Regions from separate parts of the Homo sapiens genome. Here region 1 is linked to region 2. A link is a contact called in ENCODE Hi-C or POLR2A ChIA-PET data. All regions are on one chromosome and are shown on one strand. Each heading gives the region's core, a stretch centred on a gene start or an enhancer-like site at or near the end of the contact. The rest is flanking DNA. Distances are from core to core; before and after follow the strand shown.

Region 1 (4,809 bases), core at 2,033-4,532, 790 kb before region 2:
AGGACTGCGACTCTTCCTGAAAGGCCACTGGGAAGGCTTCCCCAGGCAGAGGTTTGAGAGGCAGAGTGGAGAAGGGGCCTCTCTGGCCACATGTGTTCCCGGGTCCTAATCATACCTGTGAAATGAATGGGTGGATGACAGGTGAGGAAAGAACTCTGTTAGGTTCTGGCCTTGGACTCTCCGCACATATGGCAGGTACTGTAGGATTCAAAGCATATAATGAAGGTACCCGATGCTCATGCAAAGATCGGTGAGTTCACCAAGAGGTCATTCAGAATCAACCGAGGGCCACATAGAGATTGGTGGGTTCATTGGGTGGCTTCTGACTCTAAAATTTAGAAAGCAACAGCAACCTAGAGCCCCCAGAAAGGTCACACGAGGACAATAAGCTGGACCACACAAAGGTCAATGGGTTCCCCAAGAGTTCATATGGAGTTAATTTGGGATCCTACAGAAGCCACAAGTCACAGAGAAGAATAACTGGCTCTCAGAGAATTTTAAAGTCAACTACGAAACCAGAGACAGCAGAGGGGCCTGGATGAGATCAACAGAAGGGGGCCGGGAGGGGCCAGTGAGTTGCAGGTTTATGCAGGATTGAGTTCATTATTTTCCTTTTTAAAATTTTTTGTAGCAGATACTTTTTCCCAGCACCCCCACAATAAATACAATAACTTTAATTTGTTCTTTATTTTTTTCCATCGACTCCCTCTCATCTAGTTTTTGTCACTCTGGCTGTGTGATACAAGGATGCAAGGCACAGGATATTGTCATCACCACCATCAAATCAGCCATGTAATAGGCATCTATCACGTGCCAGCATCAGCACTGGGTACTTTATAATCTCCACAGCAACCTTTTGGAATAGGTATTTACATCACCCATTTCCCAGCAAGGAAACTGTGGCCTAGAGACGTCACACAGCTAGGCGGCACAGAGCTGGAATTTGAACTTACGCCCTGTTGATGCCAAAGCCCTCTCAACCCGCAGCCTCTCTGTCCCTCCCACCTATAGGTCTCTGACTACACACATCCTAGTGGGATTCACACACACACACACACACACACACACACGTGTAGCCGAGTGTGCATGCCAACCACCTCAGCTGTTTGGGTGGAAGACGTCCGTGTGTCTGGCTGGAACCGAATAGTTCCGGGTGCTGGGCACTGGTTTACTAAATTAGTTGATGAGGGGAAAGGCTTTTGAACCTGGGCCTCCATCTGCCTTCTCCATACTGAAATCATGTACTCTCTCTCAGGTCTGCGGGTTTAGACAGGTCCTGGCTCTGAGGGGGTATAAAGTTGGGGAAAGAGCAACACCCTGTGGGCTTATGAACTGCAGCAGCTGTGGTCCTGGCAGCTGAGGGTACCACTGTTATGCCACTTTGCATGTTCAGACTTTGCCTGTGACGTGCCTCAGGGTCCAAGGGTCATCCTGCCTTGGCTGTGCTATTACCAACCCCACAACCCATCCCTCCTCAACCACCTAGGCCGGCAACTGTTGCCTCAGTCCGGCCCATAGATCCAGGGCAGGAACTGGGCCAGAGTTCCAACGCTGAGTTTGAAGCAGAGCAATTTGTGTCAGTCCCTTGGCCAGGTTCCCCAGCAGCCAGTGGGGACACCTTGTAAATATTCTTGGAAGCGGGAGGAGGGCTGGAGTCTGTCCTGTGAGCTGGGGCCGGAGAGACCGGAGACAGGGTCACTTCCTTCCAGGGACTGCCCTGGCCCCCTCCAACCTCCAGGCCAGCATCATCCACATCCACCATGGGACTTCGTGCTCTGAGTTCCCTCCTCATCTGAGGCTAGGCACACACAGTCAAACAGGAGTTATTTCTGATTTTATTTATAATATAAAAATGTTCAAGTGTCAACAGTCAGGTGTTCAGACATTTCAGGACAGGATTCCCATCTGTTTCTGTTTGGGATTTTTTTTTTTTTTAAACAATTACCTTTTTGACAAATTAGCAGTGGACCCAGTTTTTGGGGGTGGGAGGGCAGGACTGGAGACGAGTGGATGTCATAGGTGGGTTGGGGGCTAGGAGGCAGCCTGTGAGAAGGAAATGGTGTTACTTTATTGCTAAAAGGGGAATACACTGTCGAGTGGCTCTTCTCGGTCCCAGCGTGACCATGCATCCAATCTAAAGAATCTGAAATGCAAAGGACATGCAGGTGTAAAATAGAAAAGACGACCTGTAAACGAAGGTGCTGCAGAGGACGGAGGGGCGTCCTGGAGGCTGTGGGGGACAGGAGCCGCCAACATTGGGCCCCTGGCAGAGCTGCCACCTCCCTGGGCTCAGGCTCTTGGGGAAACGTTTCTCTGCCCCCCCTCCTTTAACAGCTGTGAGTAGCCAGGGCTTCCCCATTCGGGTAGCTGTGTCTTTATCTCCCCCTGGAAGTTACCCCAGCTCCAGCTCCAAGCCTAGGGTCCTGGCCCTCTCCTCCCAGGGGTCGGGAACTTCAGCTCTTGCCTGGGAGCAAAGCTACTTCCGTCCTCAGTTCTTCCTTAGGGCCAACCCCCCACCGCCCCCCACCCTCGCCCCCAACAGAACCCGCACCTCTTCTCTCCCAGCTGTCACTCTCAGCACCCCACAACCCAGACCTGTCCCCCGGAGCCCCAGATGAGCATACAGCAAAAGGCACCACAAAATAGGTTTCTATTAAAGAGTCAAAAAATTGGCCCATCTCTCTTTTTTTTTTGTTGTTTCTTTTTTTTTTCCGAAGCTGTAAATCAGGATGTTACATATAAATAGTTTCCCTATAAAAACGCCTTTGCCGTTAGCTAGTATTATAAGACAATTTTTGCTAAAATGAAAATAAAACATTTTGTTATACTTTTTTCCTTTTATAGAAAATAAAAATATTTTTATTTCTTTTTTCCTCCTTTCTCTCCAGTAGGCGGTCTCTGGTCTCCTTAAAGATAGTGGGGCGGGCGGGGCGGAGGGGCGCGCGGCGGGGCCCTAGAGTGGCGCCGAGTCCTGCTTGGCCCGCGGGGGCGGCCCGCGGCTGTGTCTGCTGCTGGCCCGCGTGCTGTGGCTGTCCAGTGAGTAGTAAGTCCTGCTGTCGGCCGCCGGGCACAGTGGCGGCGAGTCCGAGCGCAGCGCGTCGTGCGCCCCACGCAGGCCCAGGAAAGGTGTGCTCTCGGCCGCCAGCGCCCCGTCCGCGTCGTCCGCGTCGTCGTCCGACGCCGAGGCTGAGCCGCCGCCCGAGCCGCTGCTCAGCGACAGCGAGTCCCTCGCCGCCCGTGCGCGCTGCGCCGCCAGCCCGTTGAGGCGCGAGCGGCGCCAGCGCCGGGGCCCCGCCGACGTCCTGCGGGACGCACCGCGCGCGCGCGGCCGCGGCGGCGGCGGGGGCGCGCACTCCTGCGTGGTCTCGTACTCGTCGTCCTCGGGGATGCGGAAGGGGCTGGCAGGCAGGCTGCCCAGGCTGCCGCCGAGCGCGCAGGTCCCGCGCCGCGGTCCGGGCCCCGCCGCGGGGTAATAGTAGCTGTCATAGCTGCGCTGCATGTCTGCGCCGGGCCCGGGCCCGGGCCCGGGTCCGGGTCCCGGGCCGGGGGGCGCCGGGTGCCGCAGTAACGGCTGCTGCTCGGCCAGGCGGTAACTGATGGGCGCCGCCGGCGGCAGCGACACGGCGTGCGCCGAGTTGGGGGACGTGATCTCGAAAGTTGGCACCTGCGTGGCCAGCGAGTAGTGGAAGTCCACGGGCGAGAGGCGCGCGGGCGTGGTCAGGGCCGACACGTACCTGCGGGGAGAGGCAGAGGCATGGGCCAGGGCCAGGCCGGGCCGGCGCGGGGGAGGGGGGGTTGGGGGTGGGGTAGGGTGGGAGGGGCGGACCCAGACTTGCCTTAACCTTGCCCGAGACCCCGCCTGCAAGAATGACGGCAGCAACCCTCAGTGGCCTTATGCAATTTCCTAAACCTCTCCGAGCCTCGGTTTCCTTATCTGTTACGCGGGCATAACCATGGTGTTGATTCCATAGCTCTGTTGGGATGATTCCAGATTGTATCAGTGGGATGTGTTAGCCCTGTGCCTGACCCTGGTAAGCTTTCATGAATGGTCACTTGCTGTGGGAATGCTCACCGTCAGGGGGTCAGGCTCACGCTGGGGTACATGTTCCATCTGGTTTAATACCGCAGCTCTGTAAGACCCTTCCGCCAGTCCCATTCTACACGCAGGAAAGTAACACTCAGAACGTTTAATTCTACACGCAGGAAAGTAACACTCAGAACGTTTAAGTGACTTATTCAGGATTTACACAGCCAAGAAGTGGCAGAGCTGGGATGTGACTTGAGGCTAGTCAGGAACCAGGACTCATACTGCCCAATTCCAGAAGCCATTAGTCTCCATTCAGATACCCCTGTGACCTGGCCTCACTGCCCCACAGGGACAATTCCTCCCATGCCCTGATGGCTTCAGTGAGGGAAATATTCCTCCTTACAGTGAAGTCAAAACCTGCTTCAGGGGAGTACCAAGATCCCATGAGGTGTCTCTGCTTGTGGCTACAGACCCATCCCCACACCACCAGCTCCTTCAGAAGTCTGGCCTTGCTAATATCTCCCAGGCTGGATCCCGGGTACCTGTCCCCTTTTGTGCTCCACATCCCCCTTGTAAGCCCATCAGTCTTCTGCCCCACCGTTGTCACCTCAGGACAGGGGCCACCCACCTCCACGCTTCCCTTCCAAACTGCACAGCTGGGCATCTCACTGCTCTCTGGAACCAGCCTGGAGTCCCCATTATCATTTTTTCTGAATCGCCTGACTCCTCCCTCTTCCCTTTCCCACCGGCACATCTGATTAACCACCAAGTCCTACCCATTC
Region 2 (4,894 bases), core at 842-3,341:
AAAGATTTTATCCTAAAAATTATGGGAATTCAGTTTTATGCAGAGAAGTGAAATAATGATATCTTTCTCATTTTCATCACATATAAAATGAGAATAATGGTCATTGTGGTGAACATTCTGTAAAGCAAAAATAAAATTCTAAGGCCGCCCCCCACAACCATCTGAATGGACTTCCTCCTCAGCCAGGGCTCTTTCAAAATTAAACCCGAGTGACCGTTTCAGGCCATGATGGGAAGTAGGGGTTGAACGTGCCTCATTATACCTCTCTACCGTTAACATCAACACAGACTTTAAGTTTGATAAGAAACATTTTACAACCCATTCTCTCTGAAGCCTAGGATTTGAAGGTTTCCTCTGCAAATAAGAACTTGGGTCTCCACAATCCTTTATCTTAACCCAGACATTCCTTTCTATTGATTTCAGGTCTTTAGAGAAACTCAACCAATTGTCAACCAGAAAAATTTAAAATCTACCTATAAGCTGGAAGCCCCCCACCGCCCCACTTCGAGTTGTCCCGCCTTTCTGTTGTCCCACAAACCAATGTCTTTCTCTCTTTCCCCCTCCCCTCTCTTCCCTTCCTCCTTTCCTCTTTTCTTTTCTTTCTTTCTTTTCTCCCTTTCTTTCTTTCTTTCTTTCTTCCTTCCTTTCTTTCTTTTCTTTCTCTTAGGAATAACGCTCAAAATCCTAAGGGAAATTGAACACTCGAACAAAGGATTATTAGCAAAGCAATTTTACTTCTGCTCAGAGGGGTGTCTGCTTGGCCAGTCGCCATGAGAGCACACCTGAACAAAGGGGCACGAGAGCCTTTATTCCTGACGCAAGTCCTGCCCCTGTACCCTTTCCCCATTGGCCGGGGTCGGGTCATACAATCTGAACTAATCCCGGTTGGCTAAACATTTGATTTTTTTAGGTAATGTGGGCACGTAAAAGAAAGTGGAGAGGAAAGGGGAAGGGGTGCCTGTAATGAACTAGAAAGTTAGTCCTCTTTCCAAATAATGAAAGGAATGTGAGCTGGTACTGATAACGTCTGGTACTGATAACGTCTTGTACTGTGGCGTGCCTCGGCATCTAACGAAGGCAAAAAGGAGAAAAAGGAAAACAAAAGTGTGTGTGGGGGGGAGTACTATGAATTAAAGAATAAAAGATTGATCTAATTATTTGAAGAGAAACCTCATCATATCCCAGATTTCTTTCTTTCTTTCTTTCTTTTTTTTTTTTTTGAGACGGAGTTTCGCTCTTGTACCCCAGGCAATGGGGCGCGATCTCGGCCCACTGCAATCTCCGCCTCCCGGGTTCAAACGATTCTCCTGCCTCAGGCTCCCGAGTAGCTGGGATTACAGGCACCCACCACTACTCCCGGCTAATTTTTGTATTTTTAGTAAAGATGGGGTTTCACCATGTTGGCCAGGCTGGTCTCAAATTCCTGACCTCAGCTGATCCACCCGCCCAGGCCTCCCAAAGTGCTGGGATTACAGGCATGAGCCACCAGGCCCGGCCCAACCAGTGTATTTCTTGAATGAACTGAAGTCTCATATCTCCCTAAAATATGTAAAACCAAGCTGTACCGGACCACCTTGGGCACATGTTCTCAGGACCTCCTGAGGGCTGTGTCAAGGGCCATGGTCACTCATATTTGGCTCAGAATAAGTCTCTTCAAATATTTTACAGAGTTGGACTCTTTTCGTTGACAATTCAATGACGCTTCAAGCGTTTTTGGCAGCTCTCATCAGTGGGATCCGCATTAATAGTGAAACGGCATCATGGCGCTTCCCGCAGTTCGGGATTGTTTTGAACTTTCATCTAGAGCGTATTGTGGGTGGGGAAGTTGTGTTTGCTGAGTAGATTGTGACACTGCTGGCTTGGGTCACTCGAGGTCAGGGATGAGAGACTTTTTTTCCTAGAATTGGTAAGACAGGAAATCAATCAGAGGCAGAGCGACGCCTCTGGCTCTGGTCTAGTGGTGCAGCGTCTCTAGCCCTCGCCCCGCCCACCGTCCCCGCGAGGCGTCCACTCGCCGAGCCCCGCCCTCACCCAGCACCCACCCCGCTCCTCGCGCCCTCCCCGCCTGTTCCCGCCCTGTGCTGAGGCTGCGCAGTCGGTGCCATCTTCTACGCCCCTGGGAGCGTTGTGGCTGCTGTTTCCTTCGGCTTTCCTCCTCCTGCTCCACCATGTGGAGCCGACGGCAGGGCCGCCTCAGGCCCACGGTCTGCGGGGTGGAGGAGCTACGGCGCCGCCGGCGGGAGCGGGAGGCAGGTGTGGGCGGCCGAGGGAGCGCGGGGGTATATGGCGGTCGGGGATAAGTTGAGACCCCAGGCTCGGAGCCGCGGGTTCTGGGTTGTGGTCGTCCTTCCCACGCTCAGCCGGCTCCTCTGCCCCCAGCACTGCGGAAGGCGCGGAGGGAGCAGCAGCTGGTCAGCAAGAGGCTGCTGAGAAACGACGCCCCAGAGGAAGCTGGAGAGGGATGTGTGGCTGCGATCCTCGGGGAAACCGAGGTGAGGGGGCAAGGTAGGGTGCGCTGGAGTCCACGCCCGCTGGCGCCAGACTCCCGGGAGTACTCGAGGTCTGCCCCAAACCTGAACGCAATCCACTCTACACTTCCACGCATCCAGTGGGTCAAGCCAGAAACAGGGGAATCATCCTGCACAACTCTTTGACCCACAACCCCATATCGATCCATCATCAAGTCCTAGTTGTTTACCTCCTGAAGAGCTTTGGAGTCTTTACATGCCTCACCATCGAAGCTGCCACCACCACCTCCTCTCTGGATACTACTGCAGTCTCCTAAAAGGTCACCCTGCATCTATGCTTGTCACCGTCACTACGTCCTTTAAAAACACGTGGAGACCAAAATCTTTCCTGTGCCTTGCAAAGCATAGCATGGTCTAGCCTCTTCCTAACTCAAATTTTATCAGTTTTCTCATCCTACCCACCGTCCTCTTTTTAGTTCCTGCAACGATATATCGGATTTGTGTCTCAAGCCCTTGGCATTCGCTACGTCTAACGTTCGTTTCTTTTGGTATTCTGTCTTGAGAGCCTATTTTTTTTCTTTTCTTTTCTTTTTTTTTTTTTGAGACTCTCGCTCTGTCGCCAGGCTGGAGTGCAGTGGCATGATCTCGGCTCACTGCAACATCCGCCTCCCGGGTTCAAGCGATTCTCCTGCCTCAGCCTCCCGAGTAGCAGGGATTACAGGCGCGCGCCACCACTAATTTTTGTATTTTAAGTAGAGGCGGGGTTTCATCATGTTTGTCAGGCTGGTCTGGAACACCTGGCCTCATGATCCACCCGCCTTGGCCTCCCAAAGTGCTGGGATTACAGGCGTGAGCCACTGTGCCCGGCCACCTACTTGTTTCTTGTAGAATATTAATCATTATCTAATGGTTTGTCTATTGTTATTTCTCCAACTAGACTTTAATTGCAGGAAAACCTAGATCCTGTGTTGTCATTGAAAACCCGGTTGCCTGCACATTATCTGGCATATAGTTAAGTACTCAGTGTTTATTGAATGAGTGAATGAAAGGATTTATTCAGTAAGCATTGAGTATCCCCTGTATTTGTATTATGTTTACGTACATAGTTTACCGTACATACCATGTTGACATATATATTATCAACTTATTCCTAGGTCATACTATTCCATTGTATGCTTACTTTATGCCAGGACACTGTGCTGGTCACTGAGGTACACAAAGATGAAAGGATAGAGTCCTTTTCTTTGAGGTGCTCACAGCCCGGTGAAGAAGACAGATGTCACAAGGGAAGGAAACATGAGGAACAAGAGAAACTCCTAAGTCTCTCAAAAAGAGCTAACTTCCCAGAGGAAATGAGGAGCAGAAACCTGAAGAGAGTGGGAAGCTGGAGAGGGTATCCAGGCAGAAGAAATAGCATGTGCAAAAGCTCGGAAATGTAAAAAAAAGAAAAAGAAAAAGCTCATGTTAGGCTGGTTGTTGTTAGAGTGTAGGTTGCATGGGGAGAATGGCTAGAGGAGTAGGTTTTGCCAGGCTGAGAGGTTTAAATATCCTTGAAAGAACCCTGTATGAAGGCAGGATAGATATTGTTATTCTCATTTTCAGGTGAGGAAACTTAGGTTCAGGTCCCATATGGAGTAAGTGGCAGGTATGGTATTAGAACTCAGTTCTGATTCTCTGTCCACTCCACTGCAAGGTAGATGCTTATTAGTTGCATTAGTGTGAATGACAAGTTCTGAAGGTGTGATATTGGAAGGCTCACAGGTGAAGTGGGCAGAGAGAGACTTAGGACTTGCTTTCTGTGAACCGTGTGTTCTCCTTTCCCTGCCCTGAACTCCAGGTGCAGCAGTTCCTGCGGCAAGCCCAGCGGGGGACAGAGGAAAAGGAGAGAGAGGGGGCTCTGGTCAGCCTTCGTCGAGGCTTGCAGCACCCTGAAACACAGCAAACCTTCATCCGGTCAGTGTGGATGGTGTGGTGGAGGGAGGAGTTGGGGCTCTGAGGGATGGACCACAAGCTAAGCAGGGCTCTGGTACTCACTCACATAGGCTGGAGGGCAGCATGCGGACCCTGGTCGGGCTCCTGACCAGCAACCAGGCCCTGCTGCAGCTTGAGGCGGCTCGGTGCCTGCATGAGCTCTCTCACTCCGAGCAGTCCACTGTTGCTGAGGCCTGCCTGCCAGCCACTTCTTACCTCCTCACCTACCTCTCCAGTCACAGCTCAGACTTCATAGTAAGCCCTGTCCCTTCCTATCTTGTTCTTGGTTTAGATTTTAAAATTGTGCTTTTGGGACCAGTTTGAGCTGGCAGGTAGGAGGAAGAAAACATGTTTGCCCTTATGCCTACAGCCATGGCTACACCCATCATCTCCCCACCCTCTTGTGAGCCGCAAGGATAGCTGCTCCAGCGTCCCCATCACCTCCCCTCCCCATC

Evidence for each region. Hi-C counts contacts between places; a loop is a spot of excess contacts on that map. ChIA-PET counts read pairs that join two places held with the same protein, here RNA polymerase II (POLR2A).
Region 1: a map of CD4-positive, alpha-beta memory T cell shows a loop between it and region 2 (12-fold over the local background). The contact joins the enhancer-like site here to the promoter of TMCO6 in region 2. A Hi-C loop is called at or near these places in 1 of 168 maps with a recorded cell type or tissue (CD4-positive, alpha-beta memory T cell). POLR2A ChIA-PET finds 5 or more read pairs at or near these places in 1 of 52 experiments (activated CD8-positive, alpha-beta memory T cell).

What each region holds. Positions count from the first base shown.
Region 1 is chr5:139,844,964-139,849,772 of GRCh38, forward strand. It overlaps NRG2 (neuregulin 2), which reads right to left. Exons shown (of 10, transcript NM_004883.3): 10 at 1,818-3,734. The coding sequence ends at 2,954. Among named protein-coding and RNA genes, the nearest start is that of PSD2, 52 kb to the left of the region's middle. RefSeq lists silencers at 2,966-3,155, 3,286-3,705, 3,756-3,815. Within about 2 kb of position 3,283, at least 20 of the 41 ENCODE cell types and tissues checked have a DNase peak (open chromatin) inside an H3K27ac peak, as active enhancers do.
Region 2 is chr5:140,637,360-140,642,253 of GRCh38, forward strand. TMCO6 (transmembrane and coiled-coil domains 6) reads left to right here and starts at 2,092. Exons shown (of 12, transcript NM_018502.5): 1 at 2,092-2,253; 2 at 2,380-2,492; 3 at 4,306-4,421; 4 at 4,511-4,694. The coding sequence starts at 2,169. RefSeq lists a silencer at 1,904-2,153.